2 separate regions of the Mus musculus genome follow, and region 1 is linked to region 2. The links are chromatin loops, found by intact Hi-C in ENCODE. Cell type or tissue: heart. All regions are shown on one strand. Links, peaks and the distances in the headings refer to the core of each region. The heading gives the core; the rest is flanking DNA.

What was found. Hi-C counts contacts between places; a loop is a spot of excess contacts. Peaks named below come from ENCODE experiments on the same cell type or tissue, not always from the same donor. Only the 100,000 strongest peaks of a DNase experiment are listed, where the experiment ranks them.
Region 1: a loop joins it to region 2, with 5 times the contacts of the local background. A loop is called at or near these places in 24 of 42 quality-filtered maps.

Annotation. Positions count from the first base shown.
Region 1 is chr17:27,566,715-27,575,038 of GRCm38, forward strand. No RefSeq gene overlaps it. Among named protein-coding and RNA genes, the nearest start is that of AI413582, 5.2 kb to the left of the region's middle. In heart, for the core only: a CTCF peak has its summit at 6,966 (motif pointing left); DNase peaks (open chromatin) are centred at 1,695, 4,777, 5,371 and 7,447; H3K4me3 peaks cover 343 bases; H3K27ac peaks cover 204 bases.
Region 2 is chr17:27,626,086-27,634,409 of GRCm38, forward strand. Rps10 (ribosomal protein S10) reads right to left here. Exons shown (of 6, transcript NM_025963.4): 2 at 8,241-8,324; 3 at 7,987-8,158; 4 at 6,194-6,271; 5 at 5,115-5,170; 6 at 4,330-4,421. The coding sequence ends at 4,380. Among named protein-coding and RNA genes, the nearest start is that of Gm15420, 5.0 kb to the right of the region's middle. In heart, for the core only: CTCF peaks have their summits at 1,522 (motif pointing right) and 3,365 (motif pointing left); a DNase peak (open chromatin) is centred at 3,356; H3K4me3 peaks cover 1,605 bases; H3K27ac peaks cover 717 bases.

The DNA.
Region 1 (8,324 bases), core at 140-8,139, 59 kb before region 2:
CCCACCGTTTCTCCTCCTCTCCCCTCTCTCCCTCCTCCTCACCTCCACCCACCTCTTCTTTCTACTGCCAGAGTGTTGAGATTAAAGGCCCGTTCGTCACACCAGCAGGACATATAATCACAGCATGGAACCTACACTTACTCTGAGTGGGCATTATAGTTTATGCATACATACCTATAGTCCTGCCCCAGGCCTCTTCTCCCCCTGCCTAGGTTGAAAGCCATCTAACATTGGTGGTACTGAAGCAAAGCCTCCTGAGTCAATCAGATGGTAATCAGGACAAGGGACAGCCTAGGTGCCCTATTCTTGCACAGAAACCCCAAGGGGCAGATGTGAGGTACCCTGAGCTAGCCCCCCTTGCTACTTCCTGCCTGCCATGTGGTTATGAGTGAGTTCCTCTGTCTGGCCCTGCCTGGATTGCCTCAGACCTTTCTGGAGAAGGATAATTGACAGCAGGTCAGGTGCAGAGGTAGACCCAACAGGGAAGCATGGCCGATGGGAACCTTGACAAACTTCGTCCTCAGACAGCACCACCTGACTGGGGGTAGGATGGGGAGAGGGAAAGAATCAATGAAACCCCTCAGCCTGGAGGTTGCAGGGGCATCCGCTGTCACCTTCAGCAAAGAGACGAGACACCTTAGGCTGTAGACCTTCAAGGATGTCGGAGATTTTAGAAGTGGGGCTCCTTCCTCCGTTGTCCAGATCCCCAGCTTGTGTTTGTTGTCGGGACTTTTGCAGTTTAACTTTTCTTTTCTCTAGACTTCTCTGCTTCCACCTCCGGAGTTCTATGACAGCTGTGCGCTACAAGGTATCCAGCATGTCTGGAAGGCTAGTTCATGTATTCAAAGGGCCAGGGTCTCGGGGGCCTGGCCTCAATCCTAGAACAGAAACTCTGATAAGCTAGGAAGGGCAGGGAGCAGCCTGAGGCCCCAGGCAGTGTGACAGCCAGCATCTTGTGAAGGACAGGGAACATGGTGGGTACGGGGTCTCTTCCTGGATGCTCTGGGCTGGCAGCTGTTCCAGAGCTGCATTTATCATTTTACATTCAGATTTTTTGGGTTTTGTGTTGTGTCTTGGTTAAGGTGTCTATTGCCGTGATGAAACACCACAACCAAGGAGCGAATTGGGCAGGAAAGGGTTTTCATAGCATTGTCATCAGAGGAAGTCAAGAGAGGAACCCCAATGGGGCAGGAAGCTGGAGGCAGGAGCTGAGGCTGCGGCCATGGAGGGGTGCTGCTTACTGGCTTACCCCTCACCATGGCTTTCTCAGCCTGATTTCTTAGAGAACTCAGGACCACCAGCACAGGGATGACGCCACTCACAGTGGGCTGAGCCCTCCCCCATCAATCATTAATGAAGAAAATGGCCAAACGGCTTGCCTACAACCTGATCGTATGGAGGCATCTTCATGACAGAGGCCCTCTCCTTTCAGATGACTTTAGCTTGTGTGAGGTTGGCACAAAACTAAGCAGCACAGTGTGTGTGTGCTGTGAAGGATCGGACCCAGGACCTTAGGCACACTTTGGGTACCTCCTGTGGGTGCCCTGCCACTGAAGGACACCCCAGGCCCACTCCTTTTGCTTGCCTCCTTACCCAGACTGCATCTGAGGTCATTGTTGGGACTGGAGTGGCCATCCTGAAGGTCCTTTTTGCTCTGAGCCCTTCCGCACAATACTTGCCAAATAAAAGAAACCAAGAAGGCTGGGCTGTTTCCAAGTGACACAACTTCACAATATGCTCAGCAAGGCAAAGGTCCAGGAAGCCAAAGGCAGTCAGGACCGGGTGTCCTTTATATGGACGGACCTAAGGGACCAGCGCTGCAGCTCTGTGCAAGGTACTTGCTTAGGATGCGAGAGGTCCTGTGTTCCACTCCCAGCAATCCTCAAAAACCACTTTAAAATCCCAGAGGAACAGGTATGGTGGCATACATATTTAGTCCGCAGCTTTCAGGAGGCAGAGGTGGGCAGAGTTTGAGCTAGCCTGGTCTATATAGAATTCCAGGGCAGCCCGGAGAAAGACCCTGTATCAAATAAATAAACAGAACGAAAAAACCTGGAGGTACTGTGAAGAGGCAGGAAAAGAAACCAGCTCAAGCAGAGGCAGGTGGATTTCTGAGTTTGAGGCTAGCCTGGTCTACAGAGTGAGTTCCAGGTCAGCCAGGGCTACACAGAGAAACCCTGTCTCGAAAAAAAAAAACAACAAAAAAAAGCAGAGGAAGAAGGATCCCGTCTCAGCTCAGCTTCTCACGCACTATGTGCTGCCTGGTTAGTTTTTTTTTTTTTTTTTCCTTCCTTCCTTCCTTCCTTCCTTCCTTCCTTCCTTCCTTCCTTCCTTCCTCCTTCCTTCCTTCCTTCCTTCCAAGATTAGGATTGCATGTAGCTCAGGCTAGCCTCAGGTTCGTTATGTAGCTAAAGGTGGGCCGCCTGGCTCTGTCCGAATGAACTCCTAGCGTGTGCATCCATGGCTGGCTGCCCCTCGGTCCTACCATTGGTTGTTTTAGAGTTGGAGGCTCTAATCTCCAATATCACAAGCATATTGTGAGCCCCATGGGAAACGGGACAGTCCAGGCAAAGCGTCAGCTTCAGGTCCTCAAACCCACTCTGGGGTAAAGGGTCAGGGGGCTCCTGCACATGCGCCACAACAGTCGCTGGCCCTGGAGTTTGTGGAAGTGGGCATGGCCTTTGTTCTGGATCTGTTTCTTCTTGTCAGCTCACCCCTGCGGTCCGGAATTCTGCCCGTGCCCCTGGGCTTGTGGCCATGTTACCCCAGTTCTTCCAGCAAAGCAAGCTGCGAGTCTGTCTTGTGTCCCGGCGTCTGACCCTGCTCCGCTCCTCTAGCCTCTTACTCCATAAGTTTTCTCCCTTCTTCCATGGCTCCCAAGGTAGCTTGTTTTGCACCAAGGTGCTAGAAAAGCATGTGCACTGCCTCTGTCTCTGTCTGTCTGTCCATCCGTCCGTCCATCCGCCAGTCCGACTCTCTGTATTGGGATGCACTGAGTGGATAGAGTGACTGTTGCTGGTCACAAATTCCATTTACTGTGTCTTCAAGATGCCACTCAGCTCTGTTTTCTCCTGCGTGAATTTCCAAGGAACCCCCAGCTATGGTGGCGGGGAGCCTCTCCTCTCTGAAAGCACCTCGGAATGGGGGCATGTCCAAGGGGACACAGTCCAGTTTAGAGGCAAAGATCTGAGAGGCTTCCCAAAGTGGGGCACTGAACATGTGAACAGGAAACACTGCGGCAGCGTCTAATGCATTTGGGGAACTGCAACAAGTTCCAGGAACAGTCGGTCACCAAAGGCAGTCCTGTGGCACCCAATATGGTGGCCACTGCCATGTAAGGTCCCAGCTGGCCTTCCTGCCAGGCCCTCTGGCCTCAGTTTACCATTTTCACAGCACTGCCCACCATGTTACAAAACCAACAGTCACTGTCACTAAGCACAGCCTGGGCCACGGTGCTTCCTCATCCTCAGAAATCCTCAGACGTTTCCTCCTTTGGGAAGGACCCAGCTCACCCCTGAGCCTTTTCTGTTAACACTGAAGATCTTCCTTGCATACCCTAGGCAAGTTTTCTGCCAACCTACTTGCCCTCTCTGGACTGAAACGATGCAGAAGAGCCTGCCCGTGCCTCCTGAGTGCTGGGAGTAAGGGCATTGTATATTAGTTACTATACCGGGCTTAAATTTCGTTTTTCTGTGTCCGTGTTTATGTGTGTCGGTCTGCCATAGTGGATGTGTGGAGGTCAGAGGAAAGCTCATAGCAACTGGCTCTCTCTTTCCATATGTGGGCCCTAGGGACAAAACTCAGGTCATCAGGCCTGGTGACTTATGCTTATTACTGGCCAAGCCATCTCACCAGCCCTTTGCTGCTTGTTGTCTATGTATTTACTTATCTGTCTGTCTGTCCGTCCTTATGTCCACCCACCCACCTATGTGTTGAAGACAGTCTAATGTAGTCCTGGCTACATTCCTGGAACTCCTATGTAGACCAGACTGGCCTCAGAGTCACAGCTGTTCCTGCCTCCTGAGTGCTGGATTAAAAGTGTACATCACCAAGGCCCATATGCATTTTATTTCTGAGACAAGGTTTCACTCACTAAGTTACCCAGGCAGGTCTTGAAGTCACTCTGTAGTCTGGGCTACCCTTAAACCTTCAATTATTGTGCCTTGGCTTGCCGGGCCCTGTTGGACTCCATTGTTGCTGTGTTGTTGCTTCTGTCTGTCTGCTGTTACTAGTGAGCTGAGCACCGTCCTGCCTAGCTATGGCAAAACTGCCACCAAGAACAACCTAAAGATAGGATGGCTGCTTTTTCTTGTGTGTGTGCACGCTCATACACGCACCCACATGAGCCTGTTCAAGTACTTAGCTGTTTAAGCCATAGAGGAAAAGCAACAGAGAGCAAATCAGACAGGTGCCAGGGGAATCTGCCTGTCCAAATGCTGAAGGACCTTGTCCCCAACTACTTTTGGATCCACCAATAAAAATGTCAGCAGCTGAGCCAGGCGTGGTGGCACACACGCCTTTAATCCCAACACTCAGGAGGCAGAGGCAGGTGGATTTCTGAGTTCGAGGCCAGCCTGGTCTATAGAGTGAGTTCCAGGATAGTCAGGACTATACAGAGAAACCCTGTTTCCAAAAACCAAAACCAAAACCAAACCAAACCAAAACAAAACCAAAAGATGTCAGCAGCTAATGGCTGGGCAAAGGGAAATGGGGCGGGACTCTTAGATCTGTGAAGGCCAGGAGGCAGGGGAGGAGAGTCGCCATGACCTGGGAGAGTCGGATCAGATTTAGAGCTGCAGAGGGAAGATCTCTGAAATGTAGGGGAAAGGGGAAGCCCGCCCAGAAGCTAGTGTCTCGGACAGCATAGACCAATGGGCCTCACGGAAGGTAACAGAGTAGCGAAGTTAAAAGTAGATTCAGAAGGTGTTAAGACAGGGGTACCAGAAGGAAAAGTATGCTAGCTGCAGGAGGATTAGAACTGCCCAGCAAAAATAAGCTCGTGTGTGTGTGTGTGTGTGTGTGTGTGTGTGTGTGTGTGTGTGTGTGTTTCATTTAAGGATCTAAAGAGCTCAGGGGCCGGGTGGCTGGAAGCGCCACCCGCCAGGAGCATAAGGCTGAGTAGGCAAACTCCAGGCTACAGAGTCCCACATTTAGCACACTGCTGATATTCAGGACAAAGCACTGAGGCTCATGGCTGCAGCCCCAGATATTCTCCTATTGGCCATGATGAGAAAACGAACCATTCAGACCCCAAGTCTGCCTGCACCAGAAAGGCTGTGGCTTACAACCAGCTTTTTCCCACACGGTGACCAGATCTCCAGGGATGGCAGTCAAACCGGACAGGGGTGAGCAGAACGTCCACAAGGGCTGGCAGGAATGTGGAACCTGTCCAGCGTCAGGAGCCAACCTGCTTTCCTCGGGGTGAGACCCCCCCCCATCCCTGTATGTCTAAGATATAAATCCTGGTCAGTCTGCAGGAAGACAACCTTACAGTTACCCCAAGAATTACCTCAAACACTGATGGTTTAGTCATAAAATGTAGGTCAGAGGAGGTCTTTTTTGTTTTTTAAGATTTATTTATGTGTGTACACTGTTGCTGTCTTCAGACACACCAGAAGAGGGCATCTGATCCCATTACACATGGTTGTGAGCCACCATGTGATTGCTGGGAATTGAACTCAGAACCACTGACATCTCTCCAGCCCCAAGAGGGAGTCTTTTTAACACCCCAGTTACAACTACAGGACAGTTGGCTCGTTCCTCAGATTCGCATCTGCAATCCCTGTTAAGGAAGCTGAGGTAAGAAGATTATGAGTTCAAGGCTGTTCCGTGTACATAGGATCTGGTCACCGGGAGGCAATGGCTCTGTGAGATTCAGGATCCCCAGCCTGGTCTACAAAGTGAGTTCCAGGACAACCAGGACTACACAGAGAAACCCTGTCTCAAAAAAACAAAAACAAACAAACAAAAAAACAGTATTTGACACACGTCTTTCGGGGTCTGTTCTTTTCTTCCCAGTGGCTTCCTGAGTGGTTCTTAAATTTTTATTTGTTTGTTTGTTTATTGTCACCCTGGAGGGGAGGGGCTATCCTCTCATGTGTGTCACAGTGTAGGTGTCAGAGAGCGGTTTTATGGACCTTTCAGCATCCACCTTGTCTTTAGTTCTTGGGAGCAGCCAGCCACCTGCCTTTATCCACTGAGTCACATGACCCATCCATCTTCTGATCCCACTGCGCTTGCCCTCCCTGTCACCCCCACCCCCATCCCCTTTGCTGGGTTCTTGAGGTCAAAGATGGTCCCATGAAAGTCTCTCACTTTGCCATTCAGGGAACTGGAACTGGTCCCACAGGCACTGGGGCAGTTAGGGCCTGTTTTGTCTCCTCTGATGAAGGCACTGACATGCATGGGGCAGACCGCCCTGCCTTCACTCTGTGCTAAGGATAGGCCAGTCATACCCACCCAGCCAGGACAGGGCTCAGCACAGCTTGGACGTATTGGGGGTGGGGCAGCATTCAGTAAGCTCTGGCCCCCTGGCCCCAATATGGAAAAAGGTGGCTTCCCTGTTTGCCATTGAGATGTGGGCTTCACTCTGTAGGCCATTCTGACTTCAGGTTCATAGGACAGACCACCATACCGAGCTTGAAGAACAGTTTTAGTTTAATGAAAAACGGGGGCTGTCGAGATGGCTCAGTGGCTAAGAACACTGACTGCTCTTCCAAAGGTCCTGAGTTCAAATCTCAGCAACCACATGGTGGCTCACAACCACCTGTAATGAGATCTGACGCCCTCTTCTGGTGTCTGAAGACAGATACAGTGTGCTTATGTATAATAATAAATAAACATCTAAAAAAAAAAAAACTTTTGGGCTGGTGAGATGGCTCAGTGGGTAAGAGCACCAGACTGCTCTTCCGAAGGTTTGGAGTTCAAATCCCAGCAACCACATGGTGGCTCACAACCATCTGTAACAAGATCTGACTCCCTCTTGTGGATTGTCTGAAGACAGCTACAGTGTACTTACATATAATAAATAATGAATCTTTAAAAAAAGAAAAAGAAAAACAGTATAATGAGGTCTGTTTATAGACACACACACCAAAAAAAACAAACCCATGCTGGAGAATTCTGCATTCATGCACACGTGCACTCCTGAAGCAAGGGGTCACGAGGCAGCTGCTCTTGAAGACTGAGCCTGTAGAAGCCATATCTGTGAGGCCATGTCGACTAGGGAGAGGGGCTATGGGTGGATGGGAATAAAAGCCTTAATAAACAGCCTGCTGTGACCAGATAACACACCCATCCCTTAGCACAGACTGGTCTGGTTTCCTGACCCGCTGAGTGGAAGAGAGGCTTCCAGGACAGAAGACCTTCTGCCGAGGACCTTGTGCAGAAGGGAATATGTGTGCCCAACGGATGCTGACATCAGCTGGGTGATGATAAAGGTCAGCTCAGGTCACCTCGCTGGTGGAGCTACCACTGCCTCATGGCAGAAGGGTAATCCCTGAATAGTACTGACCGACTCCACCGTGGGATGGCTGCTTGTCACATCAGATGCCCTGCTCCCAAGTTCAGATCCCATGTGCTCCCGATGTCAGCACTGGGGTCTCCCTCACAACCCATCTTGTTTTTCAATTTATTTTTGAGATTACATCATTTTCTCTTCCCTTTCTTCCTCCCTCCCATGCACAACCCCCCCCCCCCTTTTTTTTTTTTCGAGACAGGGTTTCTCTGTGTAGCCCTGACTGTCCTGGAACTCACTTTGTAGACCAGGCTGGCCTTGAACTCAGAAATCTGCCTGCCTCTGCCTCCCGAGTGCTGGGATTAAAGGCGTGCGCCACCACGCCCGGCTCCAAATACTGATTTTTTTATGGTTGGTCCTTCCCGCACCGCTGGAGCCAGCTTGGCAGGAGGAGGGTGGGGAGCACGGAGCAAGGGCATCACTCACAAGGGTGAGCATTTGCTTTTGCAGAGGGGGCCGTTGAGAAGTGCTCTGCCAGACTCCTACTTGTGGGGCCGAGTGATGGCATGTGCCACGTGCAGAACTCTTCTCTGTCCCCCACACCCAGCCCAGCCCAGGGACAAGGTGTGGAAGAACCCGAGGATACTGCATGGAAGGCAAAGGGGAAAACTCAGCTTCCTTCTGCTTTCTCAGGACAGATTCCATTTCTTGCAGAGCCAGAGAGGACTGCCAAGGCCTCCCCAGCAGGGCTCCGGGAAGGGGGCCAGGCTGGGCTGGCTGCAAGAGCGAGTGAGAGGAAACGATGGACTTTCCAAGAAGTGACAGGGTGACAGGCAAGGCTGTTCCTCTCCTAGCCAGGGTGGAGGGG
Region 2 (8,324 bases), core at 233-8,232:
GATCAACAAAAGGACTCCTGGAGCAGATGACTGGATTGATCTGTGTGTAAATAGAACCCTGGGCTTTGACGTGCCGGAGATGAGCTAGTGGGAAGCAATAGCAGTTCTTCTTTAGTTTTTGAAATCTCTGGAGAGCAAAAACAGCTCTTCAAGAATTTTCTCTAAGGCTGGGCGTGGTAGCGCACGCCTTTGATCCCAGCACTTGGGAGGCAGAGGCTGGCGGATTTCTGAGTTCGAGGCCAGCCTGGTCTACAGAGTGAGTTCCAGGACAGCCAGGGCTACACAGAGAAATCCTGTCTCGAAAAACCAAAAAAAAAAAAAAGAATTTTCTCTAACAGGATTTCTAACTTGGTTAGGGATCCAATAAATTTTTTATAGCAGCCTTTCTGACCTTGGTCAGAAAAGCCATGAGCTACCTAGATAGCTTTTAGAATTTTTACTTACAGAGAGAGCTGTATCAACCAAAGAGTTTTTAGAATAGCAAGAAAAAGCTGTCTATTGCAGAGCAGAACACAGAGAGAGAGAGAGAGAGAGAGAGAGAGAGAGAGAGAGAGAGGTCTGGAAAGCCATCGCAAAAGGCTTGGACCCAGCGACTTCGAGCCCTTTCTTTGCAAGGCTCCCTAACACCCATTTGTTCTCTCGGGAACGCCTCTCCATGTGGCTTGGTCTCCTCTCCCATTGCATATTTCGTCCTATTTAAAGATGCTGCCCTTTTTCTCACAATGGCCTCTTTGATGTGTCAGTCAAGCAGGCAAGGCTTGTTTCTCCAGTAACTGTTCCTCTGGAACTGGGCCACACATTTATCACACACAGGCTTCCAATAAAGCAGTCCCTAACAGCCATGGACTAGGGGCTTCCACAGGCTGGGACTGCCAAACACGACCTCTCATCCTTCTTTCTCCCCAGCAATGGCCCCATTCTGTCCTAGCTTCCTCCCTCCCTTTCTTGCTGAGTTTCTTGCAGTGCCTCACCATGACCACTCAGCAGCTGGTGCAGCCAATGGGCAGCCTGACAGTCTGTGAGGATAGCAGTTCATGCTCTCATTACCCTGGTGGCCCAGACCTGTAATCCCAGCACCTCTCTAGAGAAGTACAGGGAGGAGGCTAGCAAGTTCAGGGTCAGTGTGTATGAGCCACCCCTCCAGCCCTTTCAATTTTTTTTTAAGATGACCTATGACCTTTAAGATTTATTTAAAGCCGGGCATGGTGGTGCACGCCTTTAATCCCAGCACTTGGGAGGCAGAGGCAGGCGGATTTCTGAGTTCCAGGCTAGCCTGGTCTACAGAGTGAGTTCCAGGACAGCCAGAGCTACACAGAGAAACCCTGTCTTGAAAAATCAAAAATAAAAAAAAAGATTTATTTATATGAGTACACTATAGCTGTCTTCAGACACACCAGAAGAGGGTGTCAGATCCCATTACAGATGGTTGTGAGCCACCATATGGGATTTGAACTCAGGACCTCTGGAAGAGCAGCCAGTGCTCTTAACTGCTGAGCCATCTCTCCAGCCTGAAGGGGGCAGTCAAGCGTGCACACGTGGAGGTCAAAGGACGGCTCCACAAGCTGACAAGCTGGTTCTCTCCTGGCACCGAGTGAGCCTGAGGTGAGCTGAGCCTCTCTGGCTTGGCAGTGAACCCCATCATCTCACTGCCCTTTTGTTATTTGTCTCTTACTGTCTTAAAACCACCCTCCTTAAGTGACCTCACCTAAGTCTGCCCTGCCCAACTTCACTGCCTGACCCCCTGCCCTCGAGTTTTGTAAGTTTGGATAACACCTGGTCTTTGCTGTTACAAAGCAGGTTTTTCAGTTTGGGTTTTTGTTTTTGACACAGGGTTTCTCTGTGCAGACCTGGTTATCCTGGAACTCCCTCTGTTCCAGACCTGTCCTGACCAGGCTGACCTCTGAGTGTTGGATTAAAAAGCACTCACCACTGCCCACCTAGGTTTGGGTTTTCTTACCAAGGTGCTTCAGGGTAAACTTAGCTTTTGTTTTGAATAGGATCTCAGCCTAACCCTATTTGGGCTCTATACAGATCCTATCTAAATTAGCTGTGAGTTTATTCTGAGGTGATAAACAGGTTTTCTTTTTTTTTTTTTTTAAGATTTATTTATTTATTTATTATATGTAAGTACACTGTAGCTGTCTTCAGACACTCCAGAAGAGGGAGTCAGATCTCATTACGGATGGTTGTGAGCCACCATGTGGTTGCTGGGATTTGAACTCCGGACCTTCATTCAGAAGAGCAGTCAGGTGCTCTTACACACTGAGCCATCTCACCAGCCCCAGGTTTGTTTTCGAGACAGGGTTTCTCTGTGCAGTCCTGGAACTCACTCTGTAGACCAGGCTGGCCTTGAACTCAGAAATTCGCCTGCCTCTGCTTCCCAAGCGATGAGATTAAAGGCATACTCCCCCACTGCCCAGCCTGGCCTTGAACTTTTGAATTCGCCTCTATGCCGTATCCCGGTGATTACAGGCATTGAGCCAATAGGCACGAGCCTGTTTATTCACAACACATGTCCCTGAGCCTCTAAGAAAAGATGAGCAAGGGACAATTATTACCAAGAACAGATTGCTTTATAATTTTGAAGCTTCTCCCAACCTATGGGTGACCCTAGATTTTAACCTCTTATGGCACACACCTATAATCACAGCACAGCAAAGGCTGAGATAAAACAGAGTCTGGCTGGGCGTGGTGTGGCACGCCTTTAATCCCAGCACTTGGGAGGCAGAGGCAGGTGAATTTCTGAGTTCAAGGCCAGCCTGGTCTACAGAGTGAGTTCCAGGACAGCCAGGACTGCACAGAGAAACCCTGTCTCGAAAACAAACCTGGGGCTGGTGAGATGGCTCAGTGTGTAAGAGCACCTGACTGCTCTTCTGAAGGCCCGGAGTTCAAATCCCAGCAACCACATGGTGGTTTACAACCATCCGTAACGAGATCTGACTCCCTCTTCTGGAGTGTCTGAAGACAGCTACAGTGTACTTACATATAATAAATAAATCTTTAAAAAAAAACAAAAACCAAACAAACCTGTTTATCACCTCAGAATAAACTCACAGCTAATTTAGATAGGATCTGTAGAGCCCAAATAGGAATAGTGGCGTAAAACCTAGCAGCCTAGGTACCCCACAGGCCAGAAGCTGCAAAACCTCCCGAGCACCCAGGCTAAATGCTGCCAAGGTATATATATATATATATATATATATATATATATATATGCACTGCCCATGAGCTGTGGTGTCTGAAGGGAAGCCAAGCCAAGACTGCACAGCAAACTTCAATGCCACTGCTGCTGGCCAACAGGAAACTCCTACAGCAAGGCATTCAGGTTCCAAAACCCAGGGCTACCTGCTGCCACCTAGTGGCCCTGTCCCTACAGATGCCAATGCTTAGATGCACTTAATACCAAATGGATCTTCTGGCCCAAAGTTCCTAAGTTCTTCCACAGTCCTCCCCAAAACATGGTCAGGTTGTCACAGGAATACCCCACTCTGCTGGTACCAACTTAGTCAGGGTTTATATTCCTGCACAAACATCATGACTAAGAAGCAAGTTGGGGAGGAAAGGGTTTATTCAGCTTACATTTCCATACTGCTGTTCATCACCAAAGGATGCAGGACTGGAACTCAAGAGATGCAGCTTGGAGTCTATACAGGGTGCTTTGCCAGTCACTCCTACTCAGCTCCAACCTTGAGTGGCCAGTGACTGACCTGTAGATAAAGGGCCAGTCCCTACACCCATCCAACACAACCAAGCTCCATTCTGGTGCCATAACCGGCTGTATGCTGTAGTCCATTGGGACACCTCTCACCTGCTACTCAGAAGTAACATTCTCATCTCTCCGCCCCTAATACCCTAGTTACCACCACTCAAGACCCAGAAAAACTGCCATTCATTTCCCCAAGGTGCCCTCAGTCAGGACTCCAGCAGCTTCCATTCCAAGCTGGAAATAGAGCAATCCAGCCTTACAAAGCTGAGAAGTTATATTCTATTAGTGCTAGGGTTTCAGTCCCAGGCCTCTCTATCCCTACTCTATTCCAGGCCATGTGTGAAAGGATCAAAAGTTCAAAGCTGCCCTGGGACTACTCCACAGGAAGGAGACCTGTCTGTGCTTAGGACCTCCCCACTCTAAGGCAGCACCCACAGCATGGCTGGTCTGAGGGAGAGGTCACAAACCCTGACAGCTGAGGCACAGCCCTGCACTGAACCCACTCTGCAGGGAGGGAGATGCTAGCCTGCCAAGGATCACCGATGATACTCCCAAAATTTCACTCCATTCACACACACACTGACCCTTGAACCAGCCCCCTTTAGGCTACAGAACATACACAAGTGGACATGTTTTTCTTTAAAGTTTATTCAATACAACATAAACTCCAACTTCACTGAGGTGGCTGACCACGTCCACGACCAAAGCCGCCTCTCTGCAAGAAAAAGCAAATGAGCATTAGCAATGGCCCAGCTCTGCCTGGAGGCATTTCTAGCTCTTAGACCTCAGCACCAGAGACACCCACAAAAGTAAACAGCCAGGAGACCATTCCACCCAGTCCCACCCCTACTGGCTGTGGAGCGGTATTTAAGTTTTGAGTCTGTTTCCCACTGTTAAACCTTTAAGGCTATGGCTGCAAAGTTGGGCACTAAAGTAGCCCCAGCCTAGGGACTCATACCCTAGAGCCTCTTCCTCAGATGAGATCTGAGAGCAGTGGTCTGTGAGGCCCTGCTACAGGGCTCCATGAGACTGCAGCCCCCCATGGCAAGCAGGCAATGAGATTAGCTGGTCTACATGTGCCTTTATCGTGGTAACTGTCACCATTTCATGGACACACCAAGGCAGAAGGGAACCAAGATCAAATGGGGACTGTAGAGCAATTCTGTTTCGGGTCCTACAGAATTCCCAGTGTTCTGTTTCAAATGTCATAAAATAAATTCAGAGGCTGGGCCCTAGCCTTCAGTTAATAGGAGCACACCACAGACACAAGATCTGCAAAGCATGTTCACACAGTTCCACTGCAAGACTGATCCCAACACAGTAGGGAAAGGACCCATCATACCCCCATAGCCCACTAACACTGGCCAGGCCCCAGTGACTGCAGAGCAGACAAGAAAGAGATACTCACAAACTGGAACTCAGTGGCTGAGCCAGCCCCAGCCTCAGCTTTCTTGTCAGCTCCAGCTGGAAAGAACAATTTACAGTCACCTAAGAGCTGACCCCTGGGTAGGAAGGCAGGCAAGTCTCCTCACTGAGCACCGGTGACGGGGAGCACGGCTTGCCTCTCCTCCCACCCCCCTCAGAGCCCCTGGTCACCTCCCAAACTCATTAACTACCATCCCCTCCTCCAGGAAAGCTGCTCTGACCTCGAGAACCAAACTGCACAAGAGGTTTAGCCAAGGAGAGAGAAACAAGTGTGGCAGATCAGATGGGAAGGGGAAGGGGGTGAGGGAGGGTGAAACACCCATGCTCTAGGTTACACGTTAAAACAACACTTTAGGACTAAATGTAAAGCTGCAGTAGCCAAATCACGTTTCCACTAAACGTAGGTTTTACACTCAAATTCAGCTCATGGGTTGGGCGAGCTGGGGCCAACAGAACGCTGCTTTATTACAATCGGAGACTACCCTGTCCCCTCAGCACCAGGCAGTTGCTGGCTCACTTCTGTCTCCAATCAGGGTGCTCACGGGCCCCACCCTCTGCACGAGGATTCCCTCAACCATAACTGTGGAAGGTGTTCATCTCCAAGTACCAAATGCAGAAAGGATGGTAAGAAAAGCTCTGCACACATCCCACACCTCAGTCTTCCCTGTATTTTCCTCAGGAGTCAAACCGGCTCTTCTAGGTGTTTGCTTGATCCTCCCTCCCATGAGCCTGCTTCTCTGACCCACCTGCAGCACTGTTGCACCAGTGACAGTGGGAACTCAATGACAAGGGCATCGTGGAGATGTTCTCAACCCCCACAGGTGCCCAGCACACCTGGCAGGCTCAGGGCAAGCATTCTTTCTCAAACACTAGGTCCCACGGGGTTGACAGAGGGATGTCGGCTGAGCCCTGCCAACACTGGCCTTCAGTGTTCCAGCACAGGCCTCCCTCTAGTTCCCACACCAGGACCTTTCCTGGCTGCCTTGGCAGCAAGGACTGCATTCCATGGAGGGCTGCTAAGAATCTGAGTTCAACCCCAGGCAGAGGAGAGGAGATACTCACGGGGCACAGCGCTCCTTCTGTAGGTGTCTCTGTCAGCCTCCCCTCTTGTGAATCTTGCAGGTCGCTCACCCTCTGGACCTACAGAAACCAAAAGATATTGTGAGTGCAGGGCAGCAAATGACTGAAGAGCAGGAGAAGCTGGCAGTGCGGTGTGCTTCCAGCTCTCTCTGGGAGCCAGACTATAAAGGAGTATCAGTCCTTCACACCCAGAACAGTGCCACAAACTTTGATGTCCCCACAGGAAATTATCACTACCAGTATTTCGGTTCCTCACATCTTGGTTAAAACAAGCTGGGTGGTGGTAACAAGCCTTTAATCCAAGCACTCAGGAGCCTGGCACAGAGTGAGTTCCAGGACAGCAAAACCAACAAAAAACCAGACCACAAGCAAGCAGCCAGTGGCAGTTCAGTCCATAAACGATGCTATGAAATCTCAGAGACCTAAACTTGACCACAGATTTCACTGGGAAAAGACACAATTTTCAAAGTTGTCTCCATACCTCCACACACCTTCCAGTTTACCCTTGCCTCCCACACACCCCACTCAGAGGGACTTACTTAGCACATATCCACCTAGAATGGTTTTAGAGGGGATCTGGCTCTATAGCCTAGCCTGCCCCTGCTTCCTGAGCGGGAGGTAGGATTAACATTTTTACCTGGAAGGTTGGGTGGGTTGGCACACACCTTTAATCTCAGCACTCAGGAAGCAGGGGCAGGCAGATCTGAGTTAAGGCCAACCTGATCTGATTTAGGACAATCAGAGAAACCCTGTCTCAAAGTGCCCAAATTATTGCCACAAATTTCTAATTTTTATTTTTTGGTTTGACTTTATGTGACTCACAAAATATCACTGTATAGTCAGTCCTAGCTGTCCTGAAACTCAACAGCGCCTCTGCCTCCCAAGTGCTGGGATCAAAGGTATGCACCACCACGGGCTCCTTAACGAACTTGGTTTCACCCAGGGTATTCATTCAGCAGAGACACAGACCCCCTAACTGCTAGGATCCCTTAGGTGTGCTCTGCACAACTTCCTGGGCTAAGCACTCTCCAGGAAAACCCAACTGTGTTCAGGAATATTTTTACCCCATCACTTCAGCCTGTAGATACTACATTAGTTCAAGGGACTGCAGGCCAGCAGTGATCTCAGGAACCAGGGACGTTCCAGACACCCCCCCCCCAAGCATACCCTCAGGTCATGCTTATACACAGCTGGCTTCTCCCTCCTCCTCCTCCTCACTTCTGTTCCCCTGGCCAAGTAAATACACAAAACCACTCTGCTTGACAGTGCTCTGCCACACCACCGGGTCACACTCAGGCATTGGGGGAGGCTGTAGCCATGAAAACTGTTCAAATTCAAGGCCATCTCACAGAATTCTGGGATATCACCTGAGATCTTGCCCTGACACCACTGTGCTCTAAGAACATGCCTAAGCAGCCGGGCGTGGTGGCACACGCCGTTAATCCCAGCACTAGGGAGGCAGAGGCAGGAGGATTTCTGAGTTCGAAGCCAGCCTGATCTACAGAGTGCGTTCCAGGACAGCCAGGGCTACACAGAGAAACCCTGTCTTGAAAAACCAGAAAAAAAAAAGTCTAAGCTGTGAGAGGTAGAACACACCTGTGACCTCCAACCCTCAGGCTGAGATGGGATCAGAGATTGTTTAAAGTTCCCAGCTATATAAGGACCTCAAGGCCCCTCTGGGTTTCATGAGACCCTATCTCAAAAGCAATTGTGCAACCAATACACCCCCAAAAAACGGTTTCTGAGGCGGCCCTTGGGGCAATCAGAATCAGTACCTTTGGGCCGAGGCCTGCCGGTCTCGGGACGGCTGCGACGCAGGGTGGCGGGCACGATCTCCGGGGGTAGGTGCAGGTAGTCTCGGAGATACTGGATGCCCTCGTTCGTAAGGTACCAGTAGAAATGTCTCCAAGCAAACTGTTCCTTCACGTAGCCTCGAGACTTGAGAGACTGCAGGACATAGACACATGTCAGTCAGCAGCTGGCTCCTCGGGAAGGGCAGACCTATTCCCACCTGTGTCCCTCTCCACACCTGCATGGCCTTCATTACATGAAGGTTGGGCACATTTTTGTCTGCCAGCTCCGGGTGCTTAGGCATGTGGACATCCTTTTTGGC